Linked DNA regions of Homo sapiens: all the other regions are linked to region 3. Evidence: chromatin contacts called from ENCODE Hi-C or POLR2A ChIA-PET data. All regions are on one chromosome and are shown on one strand. Each heading gives the region's core, a stretch centred on a gene start or an enhancer-like site at or near the end of the contact. The rest is flanking DNA. Distances are from core to core; before and after follow the strand shown. Region 1 overlaps FNIP2 (folliculin interacting protein 2). Region 2 overlaps FNIP2 (folliculin interacting protein 2). Region 3 overlaps RAPGEF2 (Rap guanine nucleotide exchange factor 2). Region 4 overlaps FNIP2 (folliculin interacting protein 2).

Evidence for each region. A loop is a pair of places that touch in the nucleus more often than their neighbours do. ChIA-PET counts read pairs that join two places held with the same protein, here RNA polymerase II (POLR2A). Pooled maps may share reads with other maps.
Region 1: a map of endothelial cell of umbilical vein shows a loop between it and region 3 (5-fold over the local background). The contact joins two enhancer-like sites. A Hi-C loop is called at or near these places in 9 of 168 maps with a recorded cell type or tissue (Calu3, K562, endothelial cell of umbilical vein and 5 more), 10 of 37 single-sample maps with no recorded cell type and 17 of 50 pooled maps. POLR2A ChIA-PET finds 5 or more read pairs at or near these places in 6 of 52 experiments (A673, H1, HEK293T and 2 more).
Region 2: a loop to region 3 is called in a map with no recorded cell type, with 4 times the contacts of the local background. The contact joins two enhancer-like sites. A Hi-C loop is called at or near these places in 1 of 168 maps with a recorded cell type or tissue (PC-9), 6 of 37 single-sample maps with no recorded cell type and 11 of 50 pooled maps. POLR2A ChIA-PET finds 5 or more read pairs at or near these places in 3 of 52 experiments (K562, PC-9 and activated T-cell).
Region 4: a loop to region 3 is called in a pooled map, with 1.8 times the contacts of the local background. The contact joins two enhancer-like sites. A Hi-C loop is called at or near these places in 2 of 168 maps with a recorded cell type or tissue (endothelial cell of umbilical vein and heart right ventricle), 3 of 37 single-sample maps with no recorded cell type and 7 of 50 pooled maps. POLR2A ChIA-PET finds 5 or more read pairs at or near these places in 2 of 52 experiments (T-cell and activated CD4-positive, alpha-beta T cell).

The regions. Positions count from the first base shown.
Region 1 is chr4:158,891,851-158,898,740 of GRCh38, reverse strand. It overlaps FNIP2 (folliculin interacting protein 2), which reads right to left. Exons shown (of 17, transcript NM_020840.3): 16 at 2,876-2,991. It overlaps SPMIP2 (sperm microtubule inner protein 2), which reads left to right. Exons shown (of 5, transcript NM_152543.3): 5 at 5,024-5,607. The coding sequence ends at 5,038. Among named protein-coding and RNA genes, the nearest start is that of FNIP2, 130 kb to the right of the region's middle. RefSeq lists a silencer at 1,950-2,244. Within about 2 kb of position 2,105, at least 4 of the 41 ENCODE cell types and tissues checked have a DNase peak (open chromatin) inside an H3K27ac peak, as active enhancers do; they include endothelial cell of umbilical vein, where a contact is called at or near this core.
Region 2 is chr4:158,823,156-158,830,134 of GRCh38, reverse strand. It overlaps FNIP2 (folliculin interacting protein 2), which reads right to left. Exons shown (of 17, transcript NM_020840.3): 2 at 4,093-4,219; 3 at 910-1,056. Among named protein-coding and RNA genes, the nearest start is that of FNIP2, 58 kb to the right of the region's middle. Within about 2 kb of position 3,059, at least 10 of the 41 ENCODE cell types and tissues checked have a DNase peak (open chromatin) inside an H3K27ac peak, as active enhancers do; they include PC-9, where a contact is called at or near this core.
Region 3 is chr4:159,173,306-159,179,970 of GRCh38, reverse strand. The region is part of intron 1 of RAPGEF2 (Rap guanine nucleotide exchange factor 2); the gene reads right to left. Among named protein-coding and RNA genes, the nearest start is that of MIR3688-1, 48 kb to the right of the region's middle. RefSeq lists an enhancer at 3,853-4,585. Within about 2 kb of position 4,575, at least 14 of the 41 ENCODE cell types and tissues checked have a DNase peak (open chromatin) inside an H3K27ac peak, as active enhancers do; they include PC-9 and endothelial cell of umbilical vein, where a contact is called at or near this core.
Region 4 is chr4:158,780,983-158,788,287 of GRCh38, reverse strand. All of the region lies in intron 1 of FNIP2 (folliculin interacting protein 2), which reads right to left. Among named protein-coding and RNA genes, the nearest start is that of FNIP2, 16 kb to the right of the region's middle. Within about 2 kb of position 5,152, at least 6 of the 41 ENCODE cell types and tissues checked have a DNase peak (open chromatin) inside an H3K27ac peak, as active enhancers do; they include endothelial cell of umbilical vein, where a contact is called at or near this core.

The DNA of each region.
Region 1 (6,890 bases), core at 856-3,355, 280 kb after region 3:
TTTCAGCCCAAAATCTCCTTAAGCTGATAAGCAACTTCAGCAAAGTCTCAGGATACAAAATCAATGTGCAAAAATCACATGCGTTCCTATACACCAATAACAGACAGAGAGCCAAATCACAAGTGAACTCCTATTCACAATTGCTACAAAGAGAATAAAATACCTAGTAATATAACTTACAAGAGATGTGAAGGACCTCTTCAAGGAGAACTGCAAACCACTGCTCAAGGAAATAAGAGAGGACACAAATAAATGGAAGAACATTCCATGCTCATGGATAGGAAGAATCAATATTGTGAAAATGGCCATACTCCCCAAAGTAATTTATAGATGCAATGCTATCCCCATCAAGCTCCCATGGATGTTCTTCACAGAACTGGAAAAAACTATTTTAAATTTCATATGGAACCAAAAAAGAGCCTGCATAGCCAAGGCAATCCTAAGCAAAAAGAACAAAGCTGGAGGCATCATGCTACCTGCCTTCAAACTATACAACAAGGCTACGGTAACCAAAACAGCACGGTATTGGTACCAAAACAGATATACAGACCAATGGAACAGAACTGAGGCCTCAGAAATACCACCACACATCTACAACCATCTGATCTTTGACAAACCTGACAAAAACAAGCAGTGGGGAAAGGATTCCCTATTTAATAAATGGTGTTGGGAAAACTGGCTAGCCATATGCAGAAAACTGAAACTGGAACCCTTCATTACACCTTTTACAAAAATTAACTCAAGATGGATTAAAGACTTAAATGTAAGACCTAAAACCATAAAAACCCTAGAAGAAAACCTAGGCAATACCATTCAGGCATAGGCATGGGCAAAGACTTCATGACTAAAACACCAAAAGCAATGGTAACAAAAGCCAAAATTGACAAATGGGATCTAATTAAACTAAAGAGTTTCTTCACAGCAAAATAAACTATCATCAGAGTGAGCAGGCAACTTACAGAATGGGAGAAAATTTTTGCCATCTTCCCATCTGATAAAGGGCTAATATCCAGAATCTACAAAGAACTTAAACAAATTTACAAGAAAAAAACAACCCCATCAAAAAGTGGGTGAAGGATATGAACAGACACTTCTCAAAAGAAGACATTTATGCAGCCAACAAACATATGAAAAAAAGCTCATCATCACTGGTCATCAGAGAAATGCAAATCAAAACCACAATGAGATACCATCTCACACCAGTTAGAACGGCAATCACTAAAAAGTCAGGAAAAAACAAATGCTTGAGAGGATGTGGAGAAATAGGAACACTTTTACACTGTTGATGGGAGTCTAAATTAGTTCAATCACTGTGGAAAACAGTGTGGCGATTCCTCAAGGATCTAGAACTAGAAATACCATCTGACCCAGCCATCCCATTACTGGGTATATACCCAAAGGATTATAAATCATTCTACTATAAAGACACACGCACATGTATGTTTACTGAAGCAGTATTCACAATAGCAAAGACTTGGAACCAACCGAAATGCCCATCAATGATAGACTGGATAAAGAAAATGTGGCACATATACACCATGGAATACTATGCAACCATAAAAAGGATGAGTTCATGTCCTCTGCAGGGACACGGATGAGGCTGGAAACCATCATTCTCATCAAACTAACACAGGAACAGAAAACCAAACACCGCATGTGCTCCCTCATACGTGGGAGTTGAACAATGACAACACACACAGGAAGGGGAACATCACACACCGGGGCCTATTTGGCGGGTGGGGGGCTGGGGGTGGGATAGCATTAGGAGAAGTACCTAATGTAGATGACGGGTTGATGGGTGCAGCAAACCACCATGGCACGTGTATACCTATGTAACAGACCTGCACGTTTTGCACATGTATCCCAGAACTTAAAAGTATAATAATAATAAAAAAAAAACTAATAAGGCAGGATTGAAGTATGAGGCTGGTAGAGAGATATAAACAAAAGCAAAAAAAAAAAACGACAAAGAGACATGTTGCAAGTTAACTGCAAAAGCAAACACCTCATAAGGGGGAAATACTTTGTAAATAAAGTATGTAAGAATAATCTATGACAGGAAATGCCAAGAGCCGAACAACACAGGCGTCACATTCTGGGTGTGAAAGATGAGAAATCTAAGCAAAACACAAAGGCCCCAGTCTCTTAGGAGGCTTAGATAATTTAAACGTCGACATTATAAATATTTTCTTCTCCCAAGTGAGGGGAATCATCATCATGGATAAGCGGGGGCAGTTCCCCAAATGTACAATGTCTTTTTGTTCTCTTTTGAAAAATCAAGCTGACAGTAAAACAGAAGTAAGAATTACTTCCCCTAGAGAAGTTATAGCAAATACCCTCTGGAGGATGATAGGCATTTTTAGTAACATACAAGTCTCCTCTTTGGTGGGCTTATAATAAAGGAAGGAAAGCACTGTCCCCCCACAGACACGCAGGCAGGCTCCTCAAGCCTAGAAGGGCCTTTCCTGCCACCAGGTGGAATGTGCCAACCTACTCCTCCTCCAGGAAGTGAAATGTAAACACAAGCTGCTGCTGCATGTCCCACAGCTTGTGACTTCAGCATCTTATTCAGTTACTAGAAACGGGCAGTGTGGGATTAAATTTTCTTTTCAAGCATAAGATAATCCACAGAGAAGAGCAACAAAGCACGACCAGCCTAAAGTCCTGCGATTGATTGTAGGTGTGAAACCCAGTATCAGATAACGGAACATGCTGTTCATTGGGGAGTTGCAGAGGCACGTATCTGATGGACTCCACATACTTTGATGGGTTACCAGGGCCTGAGGTTTAGGGTGACACAGGCTAAACACGTTAGTGGGTACAATGCTAGGGATACCTATCAAAGGGACAAGTGACGGCACTTCACAGAACTCACCCCAGTACGACACCTAATTCTTTCACATGGACTCGTGTGTGTCCCCGGAGATATTCAGATAGCATTTTACTTTTAAGGTACATCTCCTGTAGTCTATCTTCAAGATGCATGATGCACTGCAAAGCCAAGAACATTCACAATGAGGGCTAGAAGTCAAATCTCTGCCAATATTTTAAGAGTCAGAATTTTCTTAATTCATTTCTAACTACACAGCTTTTATCTCATCAGTTTCAAATACACTTAAAAAATCACAAGCCATCTCAAACCCTACCACTACCAGGTATAAGAATAGGTTCTTGTAAAACAAAGTTTACTTTTGCTAACTATTAAGATTTACATATGTATTATTCTAGTCTTTTTAAACAAGTATTTTTTTCATAGTTGAAATCATTCCAAAAGTGTTTCTTGCCTTTAAAAAACTTTATAATAATCCTTTCCCATATTAAGAACTTCTTGATATAATTTTTATAGCTAAACAATATTGAGAATGTGAATTTACACGTAACCACATAGCAAATTGCATTTTTGTTATAAATAATTTAGTAAACAGTATGGTTTTTGTTTTTTTCCCCCAATAGCTCAGATTATTCTGGCCCAGTACATTTCCAGAGGAGACTGACGGGAACAGGTCATTTTGAACCTCCCCCACAACTTTTTTTTCTTTTGCTTTCAAGAATGTATTTTAACTAGGTCTTTAATAACAATAAAGAAAAGGCAATTATTTTCAGGACATCTTTACCCTTGGAATAGTGTTCAGCTTCATTTTTTTAGAGAATAGCAACCATCTGTGTCTTTCACCAGAGGCAAATGCTTTTGCATTTGGCAGGCAGATACCCGAGCATCTTCAGTAAGACACCTGATGGCTTTGGCAAGGGTAATTCCATCATACCTAATTTTCTTCTAGACCATTAGGCCTGTTATTTTCAAGGTAAAAAGATTAACAGATGCATTTGAAAATGTTGATCTTGACCATCTGGGCTGATCAACGACATGGAAAAAATATCTATCAGAGATGCAATCTTTTCAGTTTTTCATTGGTTTAAAATCTTAAATACATTGTGTCAGGTGGATGAAACACAACTGCTAAGTGACTAAGAGTAATAAAGTAAGGAGGATTTCACCAATTCTCATGGAAATGCTCCTCCAAGTAAACAAGGTGGTAAAAGGATCTTTATTAGCTTTCAGTTCCTTATGGAGTGAAATAGAAAATTTTTAGTAAGAGTCACAAAATATTAAAAATAATATTCATATTACATTGAACCCTTTCTGTTTGGAAAAAGTAATTACAGTGTTCACAGCCTATATGAAAACTGTATGATGCAGTGTGGAAATAAGAACTGTGGTCTATATGAAATATATACTAGACGTGAAATCAAAGCATTTAGACAACTTTTAGCCAGTCATAGTGGCTCACGCATGTAATCCTAGCACTTTGGGAGGCTGAGGTAGGAGGATCACTTGAGCCCAGGAGTTCAAGACCAACCTAGGCAACATAGTGAGCCTCTGTCTCTACAAAAATTAAAAAATTACCTGGGCATAGTGGCCCACACACCTGTAGTCCTAGCTAATCAGGAGGCTGAGGTGGGAGGATTGCTTGAGCCTAGGAGGTCAAGGCTGCAGTGAGCCAACATCATACTACTGCACTATAACCTGGGTGACAAAATGAAACTCTGTCTCAAAAAAAAAAAAAAAAAAGAAAACATTTTTTAAAAGACTTGATTATTCCATTGAACCATGCTGGGGGCTTTTTAAACTCCTCTTTCTGGGATTTTATTCCTGAGATGGATTTCTCCAATTTTTAACTTCTAAAATTTCAAATAGCTACCTTCTCTTTTTGTATTGAAGGTTCTAAAAGCCATTTAATCACAGGTTTCATTCAAGTGATTTTTTTTAAGGAGAATTTTAAACTGCAGATAAAATTTTCTTTGATCTTGGTTTTGTCAGGTTAAATAAGTCATTCACACTAGTAAGTGCTTGAACACACTTCTGTCCAAAGGAAGTAAAAAGAATTAACTATAACAATTTATTGCTTTGATAACCAAGATATCAACTGTGACAAGACGTATGTATTATAGAATGAAATATAAAAGTTTGGCAAATACTTATGAAGTAAACTATGAAGTCTAATATACATTACTTCTCTTACAGAAAAGGAAACATTAACCTCTAAATCAGCATAACTCAACCTGCTTTTAGAAGGAGAAACTGCCTACTACTGTATAACAAAAAATAAGATCATAATAATCCACAAGTGCTTCTCATATTGCCCCAGGACAGATGTCTTGCAAGAGTACGCTTCAGCTTAAAGCCCAAATAAACAGTTTGGAAAAAAGGTGTTGTCAGTCTTTGCAACCATTAATATTGTTTCATGAAACTAATTGTTATTGACTATCATACTAATAGTAGCTGTTTACTGAGTGCTTATAACATCTAACACTATTCCAAGTGCTTTACATTCATTCTCTAATATAATTTCATAACCATAGGAGATAGGTTCTATTATTTCCCCAGCTTTGCAGATAAGGAAATTAAGGCTTTGAAAGAGTACATGGTTAGGAAGTAGCAGAACTTGGATTTGACCCCAGGTTATGGGGCTCTAAAGCTAACATATATGGCTTTTAAAGTATTTTATAATATTGGCATGGTGCTTTAGCAGTAAAAAGCAGTTATATCCCTAATTTTCAGAAGATTCTCACAGCACCCTTGTTGAACAGGTACTATCTTTCTTTTACAACTAAGAAAGCTGAGGTTCGGAGAGACTCGGGATTGTCCATTGTTACACAACTAACCAACGGCAAAGCCTAGACCATAACCCAGCTACGCTCAGTGGTCTTCCTGCCTTGCCACACTGTCCCGACTTTGATAACAACCAGACGGTATTTCAGAGCACCTTCTTCAAAGTCATAAAAGTCTAGACTCTTTTTGAGGAATGGGTACAAGTATAGATTTGGTCATAAAAACCCAGGACAATGACCATTACATTAGCAATTAGCGTAGGTAATTAATATTTAAAAACTTCCTGCTTTGTTGGGTAAACAGGTTTGCATCATTTTTGGAGGCCAGGAAGCAGATAACAGATGTTTTGGTTTGGGGCTGTGCTGCAGAGAACAGCGCTGTGCAGACAGGAGGGAACAGCAGAGAAAGCAGACTCTTTCCTCACACACCTGTCTCTGAGGTCAGCCCATCCAAGCTCTACCCAGCTATATGCCATATGCCCTTAAGCTTCTCTCTCTCTTTTTAAGTGTTCATCACCACTGGAAAAGCTTTTCTTCTTTTGAAACCTTTCCCCCTCCCTCTCTAAATGTATTTTCTCTTTCTTTCAATTTCTCTGCACATACGCAGATACTGAGAAGATTTTGTCATGCATGTTAATTCCAGTGGCTGGGGGGAGCTACTGATACTTTTCTAAGAGTGTATAGGCTCTGTCTGTTGTTTGTATTTAAAGTATTGTTACGAAAGTGATTTTAAAATCCCATTTGGAAAGAAGCGGATTGCTTGAGCCCAGGAACTCGAGACCAGACTGAGCAACATGGCAAAACCCATCTCTACAAAAAATACAAAAATTAGCTGGCATGGTGGCACATGCCTCTAGTCCAACTACTCAAGAGGCTGAGGTGGGAGGATCACTTGAGCCCAGGAGGCGGAGGTTGCAGTGAGCAGAGATCATGCCACTGCACTACTCACTCCAGAGTGAGACTCTGTCAAAAAAAAAAAAAAAAAAAAAGCAACAATTGATATAATCTTACATGTGTATAGTACTTTAAAGCTGGAAATGTTGGAAATGTTTACACAAATGATATTCTATTTTATCCTTAACACCTTTGTGAAAATGTTTGCTTAATAAAAGGAACTACAATCCCTTCAGAAACTGGCCTACTTATTAAAATATCAATCTAATAAAAGGAGAACTCATGAGTTCTCCAGTGGATGATTTACAGTTTCCTTTTATGCTTGATCTCTCCACCCATTCCTTATTTACTGCACCATATACCTCATTCCAAAAAATTCCAGTGCC
Region 2 (6,979 bases), core at 1,810-4,309, 350 kb after region 3:
ACTAACTTCCACCCACCTCCTTCATTTATAATCTGCTTTTTCTTGGGGTACAAGGGCCACATGCCAACTGTGATTCTCAACCTGCTGAAAATTCTACTCCATACTTTTTAAACTGCAGACTGCTGTGAGACCCTGGAGCACTGTGTCTCAAAAAGGGCAAATGCATGGCACAAATCCTAACTATGAAAAAACAAAGTTCTCCAGACCCATTTGCTGGTAACTTCCCTAGTATTGTTTTTCCAGCAAAATAGTAGAAAAGATTCTACATGGGTTTAAGAAAAAGTTCAATATATCCTCCATCAATTAATATTCTTTTGCCATTCAATATTTATAAAACATTTCTTCCTTTTTATCTTGTTAGCCAATATTTCTCAATAACCTTAACCCCTATCCTTATACACACACACACACACACACACACACCCCACACACACAGTGTAAAAAATGCCATCAGCCTTTTATCCTTCATACTCAGATTAGATCTTGCCATTTCTTTCTGTTCCCATACAAGGCTTTCTTCCTTTTACTGGTATGTTCTATTTTCTTAGGATGCCCATATACATTCCCAGAATCCTTAGGAATTCTTATAACAAAACTGGAAAGTACATGTTTATTATTCTGGATCAGAGAGCAAAGGAAACAAAGCAAGGTAATTTACCTGACTGGCAATATTTCTTCCTCATCCAGTTCACAGTAGGCTGTATTACCTCTGCTTGATTACAGTTTTTATTGGAGATAAAAGCCAAAGAGCAAAAACAACATCGATGTGAAACATTTAAGAGTACTCTGTTGAATACTTGTCCTCATATTCCTGGAGTAGAGCCCTCGAGCAGGCATTATTTCCCAAGGAGAAATTACAGTAAATAACTTTAACCTCAGGGGCTATTCCCACAGAAGGGATGGTTGTACCTGGTACTTTGGAAGCTGTTCCTTAGCATGATGTGAAGATCCCCCAGAAGAACTGTGGGAAGAGATGCTGCTGCTGCTACTGCTGCTGACACTGCTGCTTCCCTGGCAGCACTTGGCTGATATTTTAATAGGAACATCCTCTGTTTTCTAGGTTAAGAGAGACAGGCAAGGTAAAAGATTACTAAGTATATCAGGTTCGTCAACAGTTCTTCATTGGGAATTCCTTTTTAAAAGCATTCTGGTGCCTAGGTTGCATTAAAAAACAGAAGCTTTTTTTTTTCCCCAATAATGACAAAAACATGGTTTGGGATGGCAGAATGCTGAAGAAGGGTTCTAGACAAAAGGAGGTAGGTTATGTATTAAGACTTTATCCTCTTTTAATAATTTAACTATTATTTACACTTCAATTCACATAATTGACCTCTGTTTTGGTTATTTGAGTTTTGATTATTAGCTTTTTAGTATTATGTAGAGTCATAATCCATTACATTGATGAGGAGAAAGATGAGGCTTCAAATCTAAATTTTTACTAAGCAAATGGAACTAATAAAACAAAACTATTAATTTGGGCAGACTGGCTCGTAGGGTTTTTTGTTTGTTTGTTTGTTTGTGAGATGGAGTCTCACCCTGTTGCCAGGCTGTAGTGCAGCGGCATGATCTCGGCTCACTGCAACCCGTGCCTCCCGGGTTCAAGCAATTCTCCTGTCTCAGCCTCCAAGTAGCTGGGACTTACAGGTGCCCACCATCACGCCCAGCTAATTTTTTTGTATTTTTAGTGGAGATGGGGTTTCACCATGTTGACCAAGATGGTCTTGATCTCTTGACCTCGTGATCTGCCCACCTCAGCCTCTCAAAGTGCTGGATTACAGGCGTGAGCCACCGCGCCCGGCCTACTTGTGTTTTTAATGACACACCTCCTCTACTACTCCTTTAAAGGTAACAGGAAGGAAAATCATGAGGTTGAATTTGTAAGGGATGAAACCAAAACCCTGAAACAGGAGCTACTGTGAATTACATAGCATGTGATGGAAATATGGTCTTCAAAGGTTAAAGACAACAGAGGATGCTCTACTATACATTCCCTAGAGTTTGCCACTAATTTTTATCACAGTGACAAACGTATAAGGATAAACCTTTATTAATATTTACCTCTCCCCAAACATATTACTCCCTACAGAAGCTTCCTGCACCCTCTATGATAAGTTATTTCTATTCTGAGTCTTCTTTGCCTTTTTTTTTTCCTTGTGTAGCTTTTGCTTGGAAAAAAACATGAATGCAATTGCAGCTTATCTAATCTCCAATGTGACAGTCACACTGGTGGTCTAATGCAAATGCCTGCAGTCATGTGCTTGATACAAACTCATGACGTTTTGTGCTTGCCAAGGGAGGCTGGGGCGGTGGGGACTGAAAATGGGAAAAGAACGTAAGGAAAACACAAAATGTGCTGGACCACAACTGTCACTCCAGCAATGATGGCATTCAAAGTGGCACTTGATTATTCCTGAGCACCCAGCACTCCCTCAACACGCTAAAGATAAAGCTGTTACTCAATCTCACTTAAGCCAGAAACACAGCCCCTCAGAGGGCCTAAGTGACACGAGGTGCCACTGCTTCAGACTGCTAGACCCTTTGGCTGGAGTACAATGCTGAACAGTCTATAATTGGAGAAACCACCTGGTGTAGTGAATAGAGCACTGACTGGATTCTTTTGTAGCCTTGGGCAAGCTACAAACCTCCTGAACCTAAGATGCCTTTTTGGTTAGATGAATGCTTCTAAGAAAGCCTATGTTTCCAGATTCCAGCATTATCAGTGCTCTGGTACACTGAAGATTCCAGTTCCTTTTGAAAACTTGTGTTTCTTTTCCCCTCCACCTGCCACCACTATGAGCAGCCCCAGTGATAGCTGCTCAACTAGACCATCCATGTGAGGCCTTCAGAGAAATGGGAAATAATTCAAGAAACTAAGAGGTAAACCATCTCCTGTCCACCAAAGGGTCAAGTGCTGGCTCACCTAAATTTCTGTTACAAATCTAACCTGGAAAGCCTACAGTGAATCACCTGAGAGATTTCTTGGTTTCCCCCTCCCTCCCTTCACCTACCTAACAAGCCCAACAACTACTGTAATGATTAGCCACCTGGCAGAACTCCACTTTAAAACACTGTGGAATCCACCCAGCTAAACTGTGTTTAACCAAACACTTCCTTCCTGCAGAAATGATCCTTATCAAAAGCAGGAAAACAACCCCTTGGCCCTGATGAGACAAAGACTGCGTTATAAACTGTTCATTTACTTAGCTGCACATTCTACAAACTGCCAGTATTTGGTCAGTATGGGTAGCAACTTATTGAACATAAAAAGAATGAATACAAGTGGATTTATTTAATTTGTAGGCATCTGAACAAATACTGAAAAGAGAATGAAAGGTCTAAAGTGAATTTACAAGTACCCTGGTATCATATCCAAAAAAGACCCAGAAAGGATCAGACTCTCCTCACCTTAAACATGTTACTTTACCATTCCCATTCTGGTTCCAAGGGATCAAGAGCTGCTCTATCCTCACTCTACCCATTGCTTGTCGCCCACCCTACACCACCACCACCACCACCACTACCACCCAACTCTCCACAAAAAAAATGGGAAATAAATAAAAGCTCCCCTGGTCAGAAGGGTTTGAGAAACAATCCTTTTTGAAGATAACAATGCAGGTTTGCATATGGAAGTCCTGTAAATAAGCAAAGCTGTTTAATTTTGTTTAACCCAGTGCTACTTATTATTATCCATGAGAAACACTGGACAGAATGATCTTCACACTAACACTTTATCACTTTATGAATTTTAGAGTTCTGCTTTCCCATTACATTTGAGGCACTCACTTGGCATCAAAATCTTACTGGATTGCAACTCACCAGCAAATTTACCTCTAGTACTATTAATAGTACACTGCTTAGCTCCTGCCATGATTACTTGCTAACAGTTTCACTTGTGTTTAGCAGTGAGCATACTCATGCCTGTTGGGGGTAGGGCTTTGATTAAAGGATTCAATGCTTGCTTATGTTTCTTCTGAACCATTAATGGCACTGTATAATATAACTCAAAGAGAAGATGATAGATTAATAAATGATTGATCAGAAGGGTGGTTAAAAGCACAAAAGAAAAGGAGAAAGCAAATCAGCATTTCATACCTGAGCTGTCACCTCCTCAATCTTTTGAACAGCTTTAGAGTCAAACAAGACTTGTCTGCCTCTCCTGTCACAGTCCTGGTAAACTATCAGGCGAATCTCATTCAGGTCAAACTCCGAACATGACCAACTGTGGATTAAAAAGGGCAAAAGAAGTTATGTTATCTGCAGCACATGAGATGATCACAGACAGATAAGCTTCCCAGTCACCATGCCTGTGTGCACATCAAAAGGCCACAAGCATGCAGGGCTAGTGATCCCCTCAGAACTGGGGCACCAGTGAGCCTGGGACAGATAGCCTTGTATGTGGATTCCAAAGGGCCATATGAAAATTGCCAGTTTTCATGATAAGGGCTGAGAAGACTGCTTTAAATAATAAATCACTGGAGAGAAAGCTTCTCCTTCCAAAGCCAATTTGGACACAGATGGCAGTCAGAAATCACAAGGACATGCAGAGAAGACTAAATTTGGATGCCTGGGTTCTGGGGACAGCATATCCGAGTTAAAGGAGTGTTAAGGCTTCTGTGTTATTGGGCAGGGAACCATTTGGAGCAAGTCGGTAGAGCCTTCTCTTCTTTCCCTCACCCACACTCAGGTCAAATTAAGAGGAATTACATACCCTAAAATTTATTATCTTCCCCGATTATGGCTAGCTCTAATCCAGGAGTTTCAGAAACCAAGTGCATCACTGTAGAGCACTGGAATTGCTAGCAATTACAGTCAGCAAGAAAGGAAGCATGTTTCTAAGCAAACCAAAAGCAACTGGGATAAAACTGCTCTGAGGAAAACATAGGTTCATTCTTAATAAATTACAGAGTGAGGGAACTACAGAAAAGATAATCATTTAAAAGTGCACTGCTTTGGATATACTCAGTTTTTAACCCATCAGTCCAGTCAACACATATTTGAGTGTCTGTGATGTTCCAGGCACTGTGGTTGCTGCTAGAGACTCAGCAATTAATTAACCAGACAGACCTGGTCCCCACCCTTATGGAGTTCATGATTCAGTGGGGAATGTTAGGCAAATAATCACAGACGAATGTATCACTACAAACTGTGAAAAGTACAAAAAGGAGCAGTAAACAGCTTCAGATTTCCAGATTGAAGGGGTAGGGGAAAGGGACAGAGAAGTCCCTAAGGACTTGAAGTGACATGTAAACACAGACCTGAAGAAGCAAAACAAATGATGCGCACCATAGGAACAGAGAAGGAGGTGGTAAGGTGTAAGACTGCTGCACTGGAGAAGGAAGAAGAAAAAAGGCCAGAGAGTGAGTGCCGTGAGGTGGAAAGGACGGCAGGCAGGGGCCAGGATCATGTTCTCCCTCCATGAGAAGCCAAGGAAAACAGACGCTTGATAAGATCAGGTCTGCACTTTTTGAAAGTTCAATCTGGCTGTTAAGGAAAATGGGGGTGGAAGAGATGAAGACTGGAAGCAGGAAGGCCAAACAGAATTCATAATAAGAGTTCTGGCCCTTCATAATGAAGGCTAGAGCTCCAGCAGCAGAGGTGGGGGAAAGGGGACAGACACTGGTGGCATGCTCAGAGGACAGAGTTGAGCCGGTTTCCCAATGGACTGGAGAGGTGCCCGAGGTGAAAGGGGGCCTTGCTTAGAGAAGCTGAGGGGGAGCTCTGACAGGACAGAGGAGGATAGATGGACACACAGACAGACTAACAAAAGCAAACTGTAAAACTAGGAGATGATATAAATGAAATAAGACACATCTGGATTCAAACCCAAATGCCTCTGGCCTCCTAGTTCTTCATCAGTACAATGAGAATATTAAGGCTGCCCTCACAAAGCTGTCCTACAAAGCGTAAAGTGCCTCACACAAAGTGTGACACACAGTAAGTGCTCCAAAATGGCAATAATTGCCTCAGAGGATTGGTAATGTTATGATTTTTAAAGAAAATTAATACAGTGTCTGGTACTCAATCACAAATTGTGCATTTTTGGTCTTTTCCTTTTTCAGGCAGTTAATACTGAACATGTTCTTTTTGGGTAGCAGATTTGTTTTCTTAAATCCCTACGGCAAAACATATAAAGTTCTGGTTGTACCTTCTTTCAACAAGCTGTGCCCTAAGTTATCACGCCCAGCATCCTTTCCTCCTAATCTTGATAATAATAAGCCAAGTTTATTTTCAAACCATCTTCCCTCTACTCTCAGTCCAGAGGGAGTCCATGTTTCAGGTCTGGCTAATGAGACATGGCCACATGACCCAAGCTGGCTGTGTGAGCCAGCCCCAAAACTCAGTTGTTCAGCTTGTAAATGGTAACCCTGGAGTTGGTGGTGGCTATTTTTGCCATCATGAAGTAAGGGCCTGTCTGAAAATGAAGTCAGCAAAAGTCTGCGTGGAGGAAAGTAGAGGTGAGCAATAGAATGAAACAGATTCCTGGCAGTACCCAAAGCCAGCTGTTCCTGAGTAAGCACTATTCCTGGAATTAGTTCACTGTCACTTACAATCAACACAGTCTGATGACTATGACCCAGACCACTAAATTTTAAAATTACACAAGGCCGAGGCAGGCAGAACACTTGAGGTCAGGAGTTCAAGACCAACCTGGCCAACCATGGCCAACACGGTGAAACCCCATCTCTACTAAAAATACAAAAATTAGCCAGGCGCACTAGTGGGCACCCATAATCCTAGCTACTCAGGAGGCTGAGGCAGGAGAATCGCTTGAACTTGGGAGACAGAGGTTGCAGTGAGCCGAGATCGCACCACTGCACTCCAGCCTGGGTGACAGAGGGAGATTCCGTCTCTAAATAAATAAATAAATAAAATGAGGTCATTAAAAAGGCTCTGAAGCTATATATTATTATAACATAGTACATATGTTGATTTTGTTAAAAGTAAAAAAAATCAGATTTAATTGCCTTGCATTTTCTTT
Region 3 (6,665 bases), core at 3,326-5,825:
AATTAAAGGCAGGCAATCTGAACACATTCAATAGGAACCCTTAAAACTTGCACATGAACTGTCTGTCGGCATTTGTACTTCCATAGTCCAAACAAACCTCTAAGTGGTATGAGATTTCAGGCAGCACAACCAAGAGAAATGAAATCTACCAGGAGTTGTAAGGGAGGAGATTTAGGGCATGAAAGGCCACTGCAAAACAATCCAGCTCTGCCCTGCCCAGGAGCTACCCCCACTCCTTTCCTGCCCATAGTGGTCACTCCTATTTCTCCTCCTTCACTTCTCACACAGAAGTTTCAACCTTCATTTCCCCTTAGTTGTTGGCTTTTCTTAAAATAATTAGTTGGCATGGAATTGCCTCTACCAGCAAAAAAACAGAAAGGCAAGTGAGTAAGAATGGGGTGCTGAGAAGTCCCGCTCCTCAAACCAACCTGAAATGTGCAACCATTAGTGAAAACTAAATATGTAGCATCACAGAGCAAGACTTTTCTCTTAAGATGCACAAAGAAATGTATGGCCTTCAGGGAGTTACACTTTTAGATTCTTTTTTTCTCTATGCAAACAAGAAACATTCATAGAAGGAAATTTCAACCAACAACTATAGAAAAATAATGCTGGAGAGTTAAATTACCTAGAGTGTCTCAATTTCCATTTTGGTCAAAAAACTATGACACACAAACTGAAAAATTTCTAACCTTCCCAACTGCACTTCCCAAGACAAATGAAATTCACATGACTACTACTATTTTAAAGGACTCTGAAAAAAAAGTAAGCTATTTTTTCCCCCAAATTCTCTAGTCATTGAGCACAAACAGGAACATGTTGCTTTAACCAGGAAGCAGCATTTTTTAGAACAATAAGTCTTTCGTTTTACCCTAGGAAGGACATCCTTTTTTCAAAATAGATGCTACTTGAAAGTAGACTGAAGTTATAAAACCATGGTAGCACATTGGACAAAGATATTGATAAACCAATAAAGCTTTCCCTTTTTTTGTCCCAAATGTAAACCAGATTCAAAACCCAAAAGCATCCTTTAAGTACTTTAGGGGGGTGATTGTTCACAACCTATCCAAGTCAATCCTCTTGCTCAAAGTCTGTTAACATAATACATGCTAGGTCAGGCGTGGTGGCTCACGCCTGTAATCCCAGCACTTTGGGAAGCCGAGGCGGGTGAATTGCCTGAGGTCAGGAGCTCAAGACCAGCCTGGCTAACATGGAGAAACCCCCGTCTCTACTAAAAATACAAAAACTAGCCGGGCGTGGTAGTGTGCACCTGTAAGCCCAGCTACTTGGGGGGCTGAGGCAGGAGAATCGCTTGAACCCGGGAGGTGGAGGTTGCAGTGAGCTAAAATCGCGCGGCAGCACTCAAGCCTGGGTGACAGAGCGAGACTCCGTCTCAAAAAAAAAAAAAAAAAAAAAAAAGCATAATACATGCTAATGGGAAAGAAGTCAGAGGGAGAGTACCCCACATCCTGGGCTCTCTAATTTCTCCTTAGAGACTCATTCAGAATATATAACGGGCTTCATAGCAAACTTACAATTCACTTACAACTAGCTTTTAGTTTCATTTGTTTGCAGCATCAAGATCTCACTAACAATGTACAGTATGTCGTAATATGATCTTTGGAGAACTGAGAGCAGATTAATATTTCTCCACCTCCTCTCCTGACTGCCTGCCCATACCATATGCTGGTGCAATCCCTCCTATCCTGTATAGACTCTTTGCTGCTTGTACACAACAAAAAATAATGGGGTGGGGGGATTATGTTCCACTGCAGCATGAGAAAAAAGACATATCTTTTTCCTTTAAAAGGGGTTTTGTTTCATATATGAACCTACATATTTAACTGTATTTGGAAGTGGATTGATTCCTTTAAAAAGTCTTTCTTAATGGTCAAGGAAACTGAGGCCAAGACTGTGTCATAATTAGCAGGCCTATGGAGGTTGAGGCCTAAGTGGTAAATGTCTATGGACTTAAACATAAGGAGGAAGAGAAAGGAGCATCTTGCTTAAAGCGACACTGGTCACAGGACCAGAACTGTCCTGATGCCAACATATTCTTCCTTGTTGATCCATCAGAGAGAGGAACTTGGAAAGATAAAAATGAAATTTATCCTTTTGGGCAAAAGATCACTAGCAATGAATTAGAGAGTTACGTCTTGAACATTATTAATAACGGGGTTAAAAGCTAGATTATCCAATGCTCAAATTCACATCTATACCCAAATGGTGAAGGGGCAGAAAAGGGGAAGTTCTGCAAGTTTCATTATGTTTATTGATACGGTATGGTTAAGTGGATATGCTATGGTTAAGCTGCAGTGTTTTATTTAGGAGATCTCAAATACTTCTACACTAAAACATACAAAAGAGCTATCCTAAGAAGGAGAGAGATGTAATAAAAGGAATACAAGCTTTGGAGTCAGATGGGCAGAGTTCAAATCCTGATCCCCACCACTCCCTAGCTGTGTGACCCTGGGTTTGTTAGTGAGACCATATTTGCAAAAGACGGTGAATAATATCTATGCAACTAGGCTGTGTGGCTGAAATTACACATAGTTTCAGTACTGATAGTTTCATGGCAAAATCAGATCCTGGAAAAAAAGGTGATTGAGTTCACTGCCAATGAGATCTGAATAAAAGCACAAGTAATCCTAAGAATATAAAATTTAAAATATTCCTGAGACACTATATATATCAGAATTTTTACAAATTAATGTATCCTTTTATGATGTGTCTGTATGCCAAAAAAAAAAAAAAAAGTTGAATGAATTCTTATAATACTTATAAGGGTCCCTAAATTGTCTGTTTTATAAATCCAGATTTTTATATTAGGTTTAAAGAGAAGTGTACCTGACATATATTTTATCACATCTGTTATAAATATACTTTCCAAATGACATTGGTAAGAAATCTCATATCCTTAAGATTGAGAAAGAGGAGAATGGGGAAATTTTCCAATTTGAAAACAGCCACTTAATTTTTCCTCCAAGAAAGATTGGCTAGGAACATATTTAAGACTGGCAGAGCTGGACAACAAACTGTAAGTATTTTCCTCTCTAATGTAAGTTTACCTTCCATAGCTCAAGACTGTTTTACAACACTTAAAATGAAGTCGTTAAAAAAAATTCTGCATGCATTCCATTAACATTTGGACCTACAGACTTTCTACCTTTAAAACATTCCTTATAATATTTACACTTCACTCTTAACATTGTTTAAAATTACAAGAGGTTTCCCACAAGTTTCAGGTCACATTGGAGTTACTGAAACTGACTTTGAAGACCTAATTTAATTTAGCACCGTTCTTGGATATTTTTTCATCTGTGGATGGTATTAGAAAACAAATTAAAATTTTGTATATATTTTCTTCCAAAATATATCCACACAACTGAAGTATTATTTGAAAAAAACCTGTTATATTGAAGTAATTCAATATAACACATCAGTAGCATATTGTCAGGTTAAACCTTTTTAACATTTTTTTGCAGTATTTCCCAAAATATGCCCCACAGTACCTTGTCCTATACAACATTGTATAGCATATATTTCTGCCAGGTTCACAAACTACATTAAAGTTCATGCAGGAGAGGGACTAATAACTTTACCCACGAATTTCCCAAACAAGGCTAATGCTGTCTTTGAGGTGGGGGCGGAGGGTGCCTGTTACCTCCAGAGCACGTATCTGCTAACACTGTGTCAAGCACACCATGTTCAAACCACCTCGTTCCAAGGCTCCCCACACTGGAATGAAACCCAAACACCAACAACCTCTTGTACCCTTTCCACATGATGACCAGCAGTCTTTGGGTACAGCCTAACACAAAGTCCCTCCAAACACTCTTCCATCCTCCTCTGCTCCAAGACCCCATTTAACACTGGCAGTGAACACTTCCTTTCTGAGCCTCTAAAGTTCTTACCACCTTGACCATTCACATTAGGGCCTTCACATGTGCTCTATGTGGGCACTTTAATAGGTTTGTATTTTATGTCCTCGATCAGAGAAGCACCTTGAACAAAGACACTCGTCTTCTCTTACATCTCTTTCTCAGCTCTGCATCTAGCAACGAACGGTGGATGTGCTGGGTGCAAAGAAAGAAAAGGGCAACATTCCTGCAGGGGTGGTGGTATGCATGATCTTAAGCACTCCCTGAGAACAGGGAGAGAAAGAAATGCAGGAAATGTGTTTTCAATCTGTGTGTTACGGCTTCAGAAAACTCACACCTATACAGGCTGAAATAATTCTGTAAATAACCACAAGGTGGCAGACTGGACCAACCGTCCTTCCTAGAACCCAAAAGCAGTCGCCGGTCTCGCAAGTGAGTCAACACAGAGATGGGGGTTTAAAGCATTCCTGAAGATCATCTTAAAGAATATGATGATTCCTTTCTCTTTATGTCCCTGACGAAAAGGGGCAGGAAGTCGGGAACAAGTCCATCAGCACTCCTATTAAAACTGTTTAACTTCTATCATCCTTAGCAGGGAAATGTTTATTTTAAAACAGCCTCCCCAGATCTTTGTAAAGCACCAGAGCAAATAAAACAAAAATGTCATATCACCAGCCTGCTGAGGTGCTTTGTGCATCCGAGTGACTCATACCCCAGAGTTACATCATCACATACTTTTGAACAATGTAAGAAAAAAAATCCATAGCAGAGTGTATGGTTTTCAAAAAAAAAATTATTATTTTAGAGTTACAATAATTACTTTAACCCTAAATCATATGAAGGCAAAATACTGTTTCTGAACTTACTAATTTACACCCAAAAGAAAAACAATCTCCTAGGATTGTGATTTCATTCAAATTCACATCAAAGCCCAGGAAAACCTGATAATGACATTACTGGTCATTGCTGATAAGGCCCTCGTATATTTCTTCAGCCTCGGATTCCTAAACATTATAAGACACATGTATGGCTTAAACTTTATTAAGACATATGTATGGCTGAGTGCAGCCATATATGTAATCCCCACAAATGGCTTGAGTCCAAGTTTGAAACCAACATGGGAAACACAGTGAGACCCATCTCTATAGAGAAAAAAGAAAACAAAATTAGCCAGGTGTGGTGACGAGCACCTGTGGTCCCAGTTACTGGAGAAGCTGAGGTAGGAGAATCACTTGAGCCCGGGAAGTTAAGGCTACAGTGTGCTGTCACTGTGCCAATGCACTCCATTCTGGGCAACAGAGCAAGACCCTATCTCAAAAAAAAAAAAAAGAAAGAAAGAAAAGACATGTATGAAGAATGCTAGAAGTAAATTATAAAGACTCAAGTCATTCCCTGTTTGTCTAAAACTTCTTCAGGTTTCTTTTCCAGAGGAAAAAAATAAACAAATCAATCAAAAAACTTCCTCAAGTGTTTTCCACTGAAAAAGGCATGCTTTTTTAGACTGAGTTTTTGAACAATTCCTAAACTTGAGACAAAGGTGATTAGTAATTACCTCATTAATTAGCCATAAAAATTACAAAACAGACTTGTAAATTACAACAAAACACTCTTTTATCCCATTCGTCTTCTAATTCAAGTTGGTGTCAGGGAGCCCCAGAGCAGTCAAGTGTCAAGGGACAAGAGCTGAAGAAGGTACCAAGTACTTCATAAATTTTAAGGGACAGATGAAGTATCATCTATAATCTGCATTCTCAAAGAGTTTATCTCTCATTGAAGAAAACACAAGGGTTAAATGATATAGTCACAACAGAAGTCACAGGCAGTTTTTATGATTACCAACTGGGTGTTATGTTTAGCAACCTAAAATGCATACTATGCACCATGTTAATTGTCACGTCCCTGGGAAAAATGATCCCGTAAGCAAGTTTCACTTGTTAAGTTACGATTTTTCATTAGAAGAAGCAACAATTTAGTTTTCACCAAAAACTCATTTTGTTAACAAATAAGAAAAGAGAAAGTGTCCAAAATCAGTTCGCAATTCCTGTTTTCAAGAGTCAGTATAAATATTTCCCCTTCAGAACAATGTATTACACCACCAAGCCTACAGCTTCCCAGAATTGCCATCTCTTAGGCAGCAAAAATACATTTAACAAAAGATATCTTCATTTTAAAAGTATCTTATTTTAATAGACTCTCAGACTGCAATATTTGTAGTCAAATTTTAATTTACATGTGTAGATTAACATACTATATTTGCACTGGTTTTTTCCATCAAAAGTTAGCAGGCTGTGAATGATTACATTTAACATTTAAGTAAAACAACCAAAAACAGAAATCAGCTGCGTATACACACAGAGAACAGAGGCACAGACATACACTCTCTCTCTAATAAAATGATTCCTGAACTATCTTCAATTTCAATTAAAAAATAACATCAACCAAACACCTTCCCCACAAATTCTCCTCTATCAGTAGAGTTAAAACCTTCAGCTTGGTGTTCAATTCATTTCCCAAATACAGTCTGGCTCCAGTTAAACCTCCTAGAAACCTTGTTGAGCTGGGGGTGGACAGACAGGGGCTGCTATACATCATTCCACTGAACTCCTATCTCCGCAACAAAGGGCCATAGAGTCTGCACAAATCACCCTCAGGAAACCTCAAGTTTCTAATACCAACCTAATTCCAGAGGCACTATCAACAGCACTCATTTTGAACATTCACTGTACAAATCTCAATAGTCCTACCACGGTAGAGTTTAGATAGTCTTAATAAAAGCAAAGCGGA
Region 4 (7,305 bases), core at 3,903-6,402, 390 kb after region 3:
CAGGGGGACAGAGTGCTCAGTGCAATGAGTCTGTGAAAGAGCAGATTATCGGCAAAGGCTTCCAGGAATCAGAGTACTTACTACGCGCCCAGCACGGTCGTAACTGCAAGAACCACCCACTTAAATCTCATACCACCACCATGAGGTGGTTACTATTATTCCCAACATACCAAAGAGAAAAAGGCAGCATAGCACGGCATGGTTAAGCAACTTGTTCGAGACCATACAGCTATTAAGTGATAGTGTCAGGGTTCGAAACCTGAAGTCCAATTCCAAGCCCACTCCCGCTCTTAATCACCACACTAGTTAGGAGTGTGAGTCAGGTTAAAGGAGGAAAGGAGGAGCCAAGTTCCAAACAAAGAAATCTTCATAAAGAAAAAACTCAAGATTCTTTGAGGAACTGAGACAAATTCGCTTTGACTGGACTTAAGAGTATGAGGGGAAGAGCAAAGAGAAATGAGGCAGGGCCGCCACACGAAAGAGGCTGGACTTGATTTTCAGAGTTACATAATTTACGTCTCAGTCCCTCAATGCCAGAAAGAAGCAAAAGTCTAATGAAAATAACAAAAAAGTCCAACAACATGCAAGAGAATATAGTTGTGAGATAATTAAGAATCATAAAAATGTATTTTAGCTATAAATTCATAACAGTTTTTTAACTACACAACAAGGGAACTTGCCATACTCATAGGACTAAAAATTGGCTGAGGTGTGATGCAGGAATCAAAAGGTCTGCGTCCCCCATCTTGGCCTATCCATATGGGTAACTAGCTCTGTAGCCCTGGTGAGTGAGCCTTTTCCTATTCTATAAAATAAATATAACTGCTTTGGGAAATAAAACTCATGTAAATATCAAGTTTACAGTTAAGTTCCTTTTATCATTTATACTTTGAAATACCAGTCGTTGGCGCAGAGCAGCACGTTTAACCAGTATGCACCTCTCTCCCACCACAATTTTTAGAAAAGAAAACTATGGGAAAAACTGGTTTGTACAACATGTAATTCCCAACTTCAGTATCCTAAGCCTCCAAAATGCATAGCTCATTTCTGCTTTGAAATCCCCACTACATTTCATTGGCTAAACAAATCTTTGTATTTGCCAAGGAAAAGAAATGATTCCATTAAAAAGATCTCTGGTTAACTGCACTCATGGGGGCTGAAAATACTCTGAACTTTCTCAACAACAGCTAAATCCAAGTTCCTCCCCTCCTAGACTTTGGGAGATGGATCAGCTACCTGAAGTCATGGATCCTTCTGTCCCAACTGTAAAATTCAAAAAGTCACAGACTTAGAGATTAAAAAAAAAAAGCTGAGACCCCCAAAAGCAATACAGACTCTGAAGATAATCTCTCCCACTACTGTTTCCTATCCCCACCCCTGCTAAGAAATTACTTCATCCTAGTCAGTTAAAGTGGCAAGTTAAAAATATAGCATCATGAAGAGAGAATCACAAAAAATTCATAAGGACAAAGAAACCCTACATAAAAATTGCAATGCCTTTGACTCTGGTTAATTTGTCACTATTGTCTTTAGAAAACAGGGAACAAAAATCTCACAGAATAAAGAAGTTTGCAAAGGCTGACTGCAGGCACCTTTTCCCAAACCGAGCTGTTTTTTTTAAAAATAAAAACCACTGTGAACTCTCATTACCATATGAGGACAGGCACAATTTATAGTTGAAATAATTATTTTCAAGTCCTGGGTTTGTTCATTTATTTCAGAACTGACATTCACAAAAATGCAAACGGAAGGAATGAGCTTCTGGCAGCTCCTTGAAGCTGTAATAGCATATGACCTGTGCACTAGTAAATCTAGTTTTCTTTTTTTAACTCTGGCCATGAGACACCAAAATAAGTGTTCTTTTATTCATCTGAATCTCCTGTGCAATTAACGTTTTTACTATATGAACTGCATTAGTACACAGGTATTTGGTGACTTGTTTTTATGAAGATAAAACAGCATGAAGCCAGTAGAATATTTATCTTGGACACAGAACTGGATCAGGTCCAGAAAACAAAAGGACAGATAAGCATTTCTCTGGAAGGAGAAATATAAACAGAGTGGTCTTTTCAGCAATGAGTGTGAAGACTGAACTTAACATTTTCATAATTAATCCGGACGAGACTGGTCATAGATAGGGCCATCCCTGTAGATGATGGCACTAATAGTTTTTCACCAGGTAAGTCCCAAGTAAAGAGAATAAACAGTAAGATCTTTCAAGGTTCTAGGAAGAGACAGATGGCAAATGAGTTTCAGTCCAGGCAAAGGTCAGATTGGTTTAGGCAAAAAAGATCTTCAAACTATTCTTATGACAGACCCTAAACTCTAAGTTTTGTTCCACAGAAATAATTTACTAAAGAGAGACGTCAGCTGGGAGGAGCCAACAAAATGCTGAGTAAATCAGATATGACCTCAGAAACAAAATGAAAATTACTTTGCCTTCATATGTAAAACAGTGTATTTTTAATAAAATACCCCATACATTTCTTGGCAGTGAATTTCAAAACTCTAAACTGGAACTGGTATAGAAAATTAAACAATCTATAGAGGAGAATCTCTGAAGTTAAAAAAAAAAAAGAAAGAAAGAAAAAGAAAAAAGAAAGAACCCTGTAACTGGAAAGAAAAAAATGGAGTAAATACAGTTAAGAAGCATGGGTAGGGCTGGGCGCGGGACCTCACGCCTGTAATTCTACCACTTTGAGAGGCCAAGATGGGAGGACTGCTTGAGCACAGGAGTTCAAGACCAGCCTGGTCAATATAGCAAGACCTCATCTCTTATTAAATTTAAAATTAAAGAAAGAACGAATCATGGGTAGGATAAACACATTTATTAAATTCTGAAATAATGGAGATGTTCTTAAAACTTCAAATTTGGAGACAAATTTATGTTTTAAAAAAGAGAGGGGCCAGGCGCGGTGGCTCATGCCTGTAATCCCAGCACCTTGGGAGGCTAAGGTGGGCGGAACTCAAGGTCAAGAGATCGCGACCATCCTGGCCAACAAGATGAAACCCCGTCTCTACTAAAAAATACAAAAATTAGCTGGGCATGGTGGCACGTGCTTGTAGTCCCATCTACTCGGGAGGCTGAGGCAGGAGAATCTCTTGAACCCAGGAGGTGAGGTTGCAATGAACTGAGATCGTGCCACTGCACTCCAGCCTGGCAACAGAGTGAGACTCTGGCTCAAAAAAAAAAAAAAAAAGAGGAACTTTATATACTGGCTAATAAATTCACATATTTTTAAGTACTGGTAGTTGCTGAAAACAATGCAGGTTCAAATAAACGTATTTAAACAAGCTCCTACTAACGTACTGTACTTAGTATTATGCTATACACTACAGGGACATACATACAATGTTGCTGTCAAGGTATAATCTGGTAAAGTATTTGGATAAATAAAAAACAGCTAGTAGAATGTGGTAACTGCCATATAAGAAGAATTAGAGCAGGGATCCCCAACCCCTGGGTCACGGACTGGTACCAGACCATGGCCTGTTAGGAACCGGGCCACAAAGCAGGAGATGAGTGGTGGGCGAGTGAGCATTACTGCCTGAGCTCCACCTTGTCAGATCAGTGGTGGCATTGGATTCTCATAGTAGTGCGAACCCTATTATGAACTGCGCACGCGAGGGAGCTAGGCTGCACACTCCTTATGAGAATCTAATGTCTGATGATCTGTCACTATCTCCCATCAACCCCAGATGGGACCTTCCAGTTGCAGAAAAACAGGCTCAGGGCTCCCACTGATTATGCATTTGGTGAGTTGTATAGTTATTTCATTATTTATTACAATGTTATAATAATAGAAATAAAGTACACAATAAATGTAATGTGCTTGAATCATCCCAAAACCATCCCCCACTCCACTGTCTGTGGAAAAATTGTCTGCCATGAAACTGTTGCCTCATGCCAAAAAGGTTGGGGACCACTGGTTTAAAGGGAGCAGCATGCCCATTTGGGGCAATCAGCAAAGATAATCAGAGGTGGCATCTAAACCGAGTTTGGAAGAAGGAACAGAATTTCTACAGAAGTAATTTTGGAGGACGGAATAGAAAAAGAAAAGTCTTAAAGAGCAAGAGATGAATTTTCTGGGCTCTTTGGCAAATATTGGCTTAATATCTTCTGACAACTACAGCTTCATGAATATCACAACTTAGAGTGTTCAACTACACCTTAAATTCAACATGTACAAAACCAACTTCTCCTTGTAACTTCCCTATTTCCACTAATTATGCTACCCACATTATTCGGGCTCAAAACTTGGAAGTTACTTTATATATCATGATTTTGTCTATTCTTTTTGTTTACAAGTATCTCCCCATCACTTCCACATCCTGTCCAGCTTTCCTCTGAAATGTGACTCATGTACATTCCTCCATCCATACCGGTTAGGTCCCCAAGAAAGAGAAAGCAATGGTAGACATAATAAACCCTTCATTACTTGTAAGTTTTGATGCAAACCTCAGTCTAGGAAGCTGAACTGGTCCAGGCTCTGGAACTGGATGGAACCAGATGGAGAATTCCAGCTGTGAGGACTTTAGGCCACCTAGAGCCTAGAGCAATGCAGTTCAAATGTCCTCGTCCCCTGCCCTGACAAGGCCACACTAATTCACTAATTTGTGTGAAATTTCACTAATCTGATGGTGAACGGACTCCTGAGAAGGCCAAGCAAAAAAGAAAAAAAGATCAAGCCTGCTTGCCTCAGTGCTTCAGGCAGAGTTGGTCTAGATCCACATGCCAAATATTTCTAAGATGAAAAGAAAAGTGGAGTCTTCAGAACAGACAGGTAATAAATGAGATTTACAATACTTTGGAATTTGAATTAAAGAAGAGAGACCCAATTATTTTCTCCTTGAAGGTAACTTGCCCCTCTCCAACTAAAAACATCTCTGAGGTAAACCTCTGCAGGGAAAATGATGAGTTGGAGGCCCTGTGCCTTGTACAGAATGGTTTCTAAAATAAATGGAGAGCAGAGCACAGGTCTAAAACACTATGGCAATGCTTTCACCCCAGGGAAGTTACCTACTGTGGTCTGGTGATTGGACCACAACAATTCTCACCATCAATTGCTAATCTTGACATAATTCTGAAAGGAACTCTCCTCTTAAATAGCATTAAGCATGCTAGCTTAGCATGCTAGCAGGTCACGGCAAGCTCAAGACAACTCACTCTGCTACTGCTGTGTTAAACACAATATTGACTTTAACAGTCCAAGCTGTAAAACTCAATACTCTGCTGGAGTAAACTAAAGAGCAGCATGGCACAGTAATCAGCTATAAGATCAAAGTCCAATACAAACTGGATTTGAAGAATGAAGACAAAATGATGAACAAATTAAAGTGTGGATTTGCACCTACTGGAACTAGACTGCTTTTTAACAGCTTTAGTTGGAGCAAGCAGAGGTTGTGCGCTTCCCTTGGCACATTATCTAAACTAGCACCCACCCCCTACATACAATTACAGGCAGTATTTAGCACTCTGTAGATAAGATTACTGGACAATTGGGAGCTTCCCCACCCCCAGTTTCTGATACAAATGTCTCTCCCTCTCCCTCCCTTTTTCCAACCCTCTCCCTTTTCTGTTTGTAAAAATACAACAATCGTGAGAACTGAATTAGTAAGAGCCTTCAAACACAAACTCCTTTCCTCGCAATAAGTCTGGAATTTTAGGATTAGCTGCCATAACTGACTCCTCATAAATGTTTGTGAAATGAATCAAAAGAGGCAAGAGAACTGTCAAGAAACTAATTTGAGGAAAAAAAAAAAACAAAAAGGAAGCTCCTGATATTAAAAGATACAAAAAGAGATAGTTATGTATCTGGTAGGTTTACCAAGTACAGATTTTGCCATAGGCTGGAGGGAAAGCTTAAAGGCTGGGAGCATGAAGCTGTCAGCTTGTAAGAGTTTTGTTTTTTCCCTTTGAAGATAAGAGAGGTCTGGGATAGGGGAAAGAAAGGGAAGACTGGGGAATACACGTATGTTTTACTTGCTGATATCATATATCATATACACTAAAACTGCACTAACTTGCATCCCAGCACCAAAATTTAAGTTAGGGTCCCTGTGTTTAGCAAGCTGCTCCACCAATCCACTACTTAAAACCTCAGTGGCTCCACATTGCCTTCAGAGCAGGAACTCCACCTTTTGGTAAAGACAAGCTACTTGCCATTTCCCTACAACCTTGAGATCAGTAGAGATGCATTTAATACAGGGAAAGAGCTGGAGGGAAAGACATAATATTTAAGTCTCTGAGAGTTATAAGAGTCACTACATATTGAATGTCTAATAGTTGTCAAACACTGTGTAGTAGGATTGATAGGTATTATCTCTAGTCTTCAGACAAACTTGCAAGAAAGGCAACTTTACACCTGTTTTACAGATTAAAAAAAAGAAAAAAAAACTCATTTAGAGAGAATAATGTGCCCCACATTGTAAGTGGGAGAGTCAGGTTTGAATTCAAAAATGTAAATCCAGGCTGGGCCCAGTGGCTCCCGCCTGTAATCCCAGCACCTTGCGGAGGCCAAGACAGGCGGATCACTTGAAGCCAGGAGTTCGAGACCAGCCTGGCCAACATGCTGAAACCCCGTCTCTACCAAAAAAATACAAAAATTAGCCAAGCATGGTGGCATGCGCCTGTAGTCCCAGCTACTCAGGAGGCTGAAGCAGGAGAATCACCTGAACCTGGGAGGCGGGGGTTGCTGTGAGCCAAGATCGCGCCACTGCACTCCAGCCTGGGCGACAGAGTGAGACTCTGTCTCAAAACAAAAACAAACAAAAAATGTAAATCTGTAACAAAGGCCCTACTCTAATAAGACTCAAAGTATAGACTGGGGTCCCTCCCCATCTACACTTTGGGGTTACCTAAATTTAAAATTTAAAATTAATAATGCTTGCAACAACTTGCACAATTCGGTCCAAATGTATCTTGCCTCACAAGAACACTCTGATTTCACAGAGACCGGTCCACCCATTTTTAACTCAGGAACACCTCTAAGGTAAAAAGTTTTTCACCTCTATGAATTCTACCTATTAGCTCTTATCTCCTCCATAAAGCCTCCCTAACTAGCCCAGATTAAAGAGCCCTCCCTCACTCCTTCCTTTCATCTTAATAGGACTTTAGAGACTTGGTCCTGAACTACTGTTTTGTATTATTAATTAGTTTTTCACACATCATATATAATTGCACAATTAACAGTAAGCTCCCTAGAAATAGTACTTAGACTTCATACTTTCTTTTTTCTTTTTTTTTTTTTTTTGAGAAGGACTCTCCCTCTGTTGCTGAGACTGGAGTGCGGTGGCGCGATCTCA